Linked DNA regions of Homo sapiens: region 1 is linked to region 2. A link is an interaction called in ENCODE POLR2A ChIA-PET data of the cell type or tissue named here. Cell type or tissue: IMR-90. All regions are shown on one strand. Links, peaks and the distances in the headings refer to the core of each region. The heading gives the core; the rest is flanking DNA. Region 1 overlaps SEMA3A (semaphorin 3A). Region 2 overlaps SEMA3A (semaphorin 3A).

What was found. ChIA-PET counts read pairs that join two places held together with the same protein. Peaks named below come from ENCODE experiments on the same cell type or tissue, not always from the same donor. Only the 100,000 strongest peaks of a DNase experiment are listed, where the experiment ranks them.
Region 1: POLR2A ChIA-PET joins it to region 2 with 12 read pairs; 2 of 35 experiments call an interaction of 5 or more read pairs at or near these places.

The regions. Positions count from the first base shown.
Region 1 is chr7:84,135,745-84,138,677 of GRCh38, forward strand. The region is part of intron 1 of SEMA3A (semaphorin 3A); the gene reads right to left. Among named protein-coding and RNA genes, the nearest start is that of SEMA3A, 58 kb to the right of the region's middle. In IMR-90, for the core only: no CTCF peak of the experiment used is centred there; no DNase peak of the experiment used is centred there; H3K27ac peaks cover 1,099 bases.
Region 2 is chr7:84,003,807-84,006,739 of GRCh38, forward strand. SEMA3A (semaphorin 3A) reads right to left here. Exons shown (of 17, transcript NM_006080.3): 11 at 1,533-1,752. Among named protein-coding and RNA genes, the nearest start is that of SEMA3A, 190 kb to the right of the region's middle. In IMR-90, for the core only: no CTCF peak of the experiment used is centred there; no DNase peak of the experiment used is centred there.

The sequences.
Region 1 (2,933 bases), core at 131-2,630, 130 kb after region 2:
TGATCATTAAATGATTCACTGTACTGCCTAAATTCTTTCAAGCATTTTGGAGCTGATATATAGAGAGAAACTGAGATGAGGCTTTCATGAAAACATGAATTAAATTAATTTTACCATCTGACTTCAATTTTTCATTTGTTTTTGCTCTCCAGTTTGCTTCTGCTGTGAATAGGCAAATACTAAACAATATACCTATACTTTAGTGACAGGAACACTTTCAGATTAAAAATAACATTAAATATAAGTCCATTTTTGTGCTTGGAAGCTAATTAATTATTGGCTTCTTAAAAATATGTTTTGCTCAATGCACGCACACATGTACACACACACACCCCACCCCCATGGGATAGAATTTTTGAGGATTCTCCAAAACTGTATGTCCTGAATCAGTGCTTTAGATTTTTCGGGTGCACACTTAGTAGGAAATTTTCATCAGCATCCAGAAAAATGTAGAATGCGATGTGCCTTCCGAAGAGAGAAAGCTGCAATGTAGACCTGTCCTCTGTTCCAGCTATTAACATCAGGAAACATATATTAGCCATGTGATTGATTGCCTTGCTTTATCTATTTGTCCTACTGACCTCTTCATTTTATCATTTTATCATCAAAAATATGATTTCAACAGAGGATAAAATTCATACTCTTTAACTTAGCACTAAAGGTCAGGTCACTATCATTTAAATTTAGACCCTATCCCAGTACTTCTCATGTCCTCTATCATGCGGGAAACCATGCACTGTGCTCATTCACTCTTTGGCCTTTGTTGCTATTTTTCCTGACTCCAACAGCTACAGAATAGAGCCACGCTTAAAGCTAGTTCAAATGCAACTGCCAAGAAATTCTCAGAGAGCTTCCTGTTACATTTTGCTTGAATTACTCTTATAACCTGCATCCCACTGTCAATTATTGCAATCTTATCTACCAGAATGAACATTCCCTGCGGAAATATATAATTAATAGCTCATCATGCCTAACTCACATTTTTTTTTCATATTACCTGGTCAACAATGTAAAATGGAATATCTATCTTTTTATATATTTACCTATCCTATAGACAAAAATTGTTAACAAATTGTTAAAAGATATTTTTCTCATTTCTTCATGAGAAATAGTACAATACTAGGCTGGCCTTACTCCCTACCCCACCCCACTCTCCACACACACAAAAAAAAGAAGAAGGGGAGGAAGGAAGGGAGGGAGGGAAGGAGGGAGGGAAGAAGGAAGGAAGGAAGGAAGGAAGGAAGGAAGGAAGGAAGGAAGGAAAAGAGTTTGTATTCATGTGAATCACAGCTGAAATAAATGAGAGCTGTTAGTCTCCAGAGAGGAGGGACAGAAAATCCACTACATAATATCTAAATTGAAATGGCATTTATTGGCTGGACACGGTGGCTCATGCCTGTAATCTCAGCACTTTGGTAGTCCAAGGCGGGTGGATCACGAGGTCAGGAGTTCAAGACCAACCTGGCCAACATGGTGAAACCCTGTCTCTACTAAAAATACAAAAAAATAAGCTGGGCTTGATGGCGGGTGCCTGTAATCCTAGCTACTCGGGAGGCTGAGGCAAGAGAATTGCTTGAACCTGGGAGGTAGAGGTTGCAGTGAGCCGAGATTGCACCACTGCACTCCAGCCTGGGTGACAGAGCAACATTCAGTCTCAAAAAAAAAAAAAAAAAGAAATGGCATTCATTTCATTGGCATCCAAAAGATTACAAATGATCAATGCTATGCTACCCAGAGTCAATAAAAGTCTGAAATTTCAGGCACTCTGAGTTGTGTGAGGATGGAAACGGGCTGCTGCCAGAGGCACGGGCTGTATCACTGGATATGTTCAGGCCCTGATTGAATGGTCATTCAAAGAGATCTGTTTATCAAATGGATACCCTTCATCCTTACTTCCAATTCTAAGATCTGTAATTCTACCTTAGTTTCAGAGAGGCCAAACTTTAAAAAAAAAAAAAAAAAAAAAAGCCACCTCAGCCTAAACCAAAAAAATTACATAGAGATATTAAGCAATGAAAGGGCCATGTAAGAGGTACAAGAATGGATTTTAATTGCAAATGCATAGAAACTACATAAGGGATCTCTAAGCATCAATTGGAAGAAGTTGTAGGAAAATAAATACTATAGCTACAGATTTTGGAGTTATACAGTTATAAGTAAGAACACAAGCCATCACCACAGTACTTATCTTTTAGATGTGCAAACTAGGACAAGTTCCTTAAACTCCCTGGTCCCAAGTTTTATAGAAGATGGGATGAATAATGTATCTTTTAAGAGTTAATGTATCTTTTAAGAGTTACTGAGGTGAAATTAGATAATGCCTATAAAAATACTAGAACAAGCATTTCCTAGTAAGCACTCAATTAAATATTTCCTGTTTGTATAAGTAGAAGTTAAATATTTGTAGGTTGATCTTCTTGACCAGATGTAGCAAATTACAGTCCAGATGGAGTAGACTGAAAACTATATATATTTTTTTTCTTTTTTTTTAACCTATCTTACTAAGTGTCCTAACTTGTAAACATCAGTAATTTTGTATGGTGGAGGGAAAATAAGAATAGCAGTATGTTCTTTGATTTACACTAATATTAAATGTAATGGCATTTTAAGAACAATGAAGTATTCCTTCTTGTTTTCCAGTTTATGTATTCTCAATTCTAAATAATAAAAGGAATGACTTTCTATATCACAGTTCCAAACAATGAAAATATTTTCCCAATTGAAAAATATGTTCCAGGGTGAATTCTGTAAATTAGTTTGGACAGAATTACTGTTTCCTACGTACAGACAACTTACGGAAGTTTTTGGTGGCTTATGTATGAAATCATCATGAAAACAAACCACAGTTTTAAACTGTTACTTCTCAACAGTTTGATTTTTTAAAAAAGACAATACTTTCCTGGCATATGTGTTAGCAGCTGTCTTCCACTGCT
Region 2 (2,933 bases), core at 145-2,644:
CTTATATGTTCTAAGGATATTTATAACCAGAAATTGATACTTGCAATTCATTGCCTTTATGAAACCCTGGGTCTGCTTTGGATTCTTTTATTTGGTAGAGAAACTTTCTCACTCATAAAAGTAGACTTTAATATATTACTCAGAACCTGACACTGTTACACCTGATAACATAAGTATTTCACAATTTTGTTATAAAACTTTAAGTCTTTAAAGCAGTTACTATATGGTTGCCATTCTCCTGTAGTTAATGCAATTTTTTTTCTGTTTCTCACTAAGGGAAAATAAATGTTGTTATACAAGGTTTCAGTGGAGCACTCACTCTGTTTCCCATTGATTTATGTCAGTTAACAGCGTTAATGGAGACTAGAAATTTATTACCTTGGAATCTGACCCTAAGTAGCAAGTATCAGATTTGTAACCGGGACTTTCAAAAATAATATTACTATTAAAAAGAGCTGGGAAAAAATAAAATAATATATCATAATAACAATGGAATTCATTCTGAAAATATACCTGAAAAAGTCTGTTTCTAATTATGGAATTAGTAAAAGTGAATTGTTAAATGTCCATAGAAATGTATCTAAGAATTACTTGAATCAATTATGTTGTTTTTCTAATGAATTTTTTTTCTTTTCATTGTATGACAGAAACACTGAAAAAATTTTATTGCTAACATTTATTTACTAGATGATGTTCACCTTATTGTAATTTTAAAGTTCAGATAATTTTGTACTAATATTCTGGAACTATTATTGAATGTCTTGGGAATTTAAGGCAGGATTTGAGTAATATATCTTTGTTCTAAAAAGCCACTGGCCAGAAAAGTTATGATGCAATTATAAACACTGATTGCTTACCTAATCATTAGCTTTACCTGATTAAACTTATCTACTTGTCACAGAAAAGGGAATTTATTTTAAATTAGTATGTCTCAACTTGTCAGAAAAGATAATAAATTTGTAATGGAAGAATATTCATGTTATTTAGTCATTTATTAAAGGTGAATTATACCTTGAAAGTAACGATAGAAACTGGCCTCAGTTCTTAGTATACATTTGACCCTTGAACAACATGGGTTTGAACTGTGTGGGTCCACTTATATACAAATCTTCATCTGCTCCTACCACCCTTGGGAGAGCAATGTCAACTCTTACTCTTCCTTCTCTGTAGCCTACTCAACAGGAAGACAAGGGTGATCCAGTTCCACTTAATGAACATTAAATATATTTTCTCTTCCCTATAATTTTCAGAACACTTCCTTTTCTCTAGCTTGTTTTATTGTAGGAATACAATATCTAATACATATGGCATACAACATATGAAGCTAATCAACTGTTTATCTTATAGGTAAGGCTTCCAGTCAACAGTAGGCTATTAGTAGTTAAGTTTTGGGGAAATCAAAAGTTAGTTATATGTGGATTTTCAACTGCACAGAGGGTTGGCATCCCAACCCCTGAGATGTTCAAAGATCAACTTAATCAGTTAAACATAGTGTTCGGAAAAAAGTTTACAGCTGAAATTTAAAAATTTACCTGTTCCGATAAACATAACATCATACTGTCCATCTTCTGCATCCACTCGGTCTACGACAATTTGTGTAAATTGATAATTTACATCCGTTTTGATCACTATTGGGCGATTGTTCATAGGAAACACTGGATTGTACATGGCTGGATGACTTCTTGCAAAGGTTATAACATCATCAGGAAGGTCCTTTGTAGAGTCAAAACCACCAAATGTTTTGCTGGGACACTATTAAGATAAAGAGAAAATTATCTTTTGATTAAAATCTAATAAACATAATTATAAATTATATAATAACACATGGCCTCAATGGTTCTACTTAAAATAGTAGTGCAGGCCAGGTATGGTAGCTCACACCTCTAATCCTAGCACTTTGAGAGGCCGATGCGGGTGGATCACTTGAGGCCAGGAGTTGCAGACCAGCCTGGCCCAACATGGTGAAACCCCATCTCTACTAAAAATACAAAAATTAGCTGGGCGTGATGGTGCATGCCTGTAGTCCCAGCTACTTGGGAGGCTGAGGTAGGAGAATTGCTTGAACCTGGGAGGTGGAGGTTGCAGTGAACTGAGATCATGCCACTGCACTGTAGCCTAAGCAATAGAACAAGAATCTGTCTCAAAAATAAAATAAAGGAAAAAAGTAGTGCAATATATAGTATATATTTCCCAAATATATCTTAATTCTCAGTGAGATTTAGTTATGTCACTAATTCTTAGGCAAAATTACAAATGCATGTAATGAATTCAGTGTACTGGAGAAGTTTGGTGCCTCTATTAGCACCACAAGCATGAGTGTTATTAGTAAAATAAGTGAAGTATTTGACATAATGAATGGAATATACTACAACTAAATGCAATTAATCTTTCTTTGGATTAGAGATGCTCAGAATAATTTTATTGAATACATTTAATTTTTTACTATGGCATCATGCTAAAATACAAATTCTCTTTTCAAACTGAAAAACAATATAAACTATTCTTTATTGTTTTGTTTCTAACATAATGCTAAAAAAGTACCATTGAGATATGTAATAAATAAAATAATCCCAGAGTTAAGGAAAAGTGTTATTCAAAGTGTTTAGCAACCTGCACTGCACAAAAAGACCAATCAGAATGCCCATCATGACCAAGCAGAAGAGATAATGGCCCCAGCAGCCAGAAAGATGCATGGTTTTGCACTGGCATAACCTCACCTCTGGATGTAAACACTCCATGTAAGACAATACAACAAAAATGACAAATTAAGATTTCACCGTCTCCTTTCACTATATTTATTGATGCAGTGCAAGCATTTATAGAGTACAATATCTCCAATCTCTTGCTTTTAGTCTTACACTTAAATAATTTCTACCATTTAATGTAAAAGCTTGGGAGCTAAAATGTAATTATGAGAGATTCTTGATCTTACA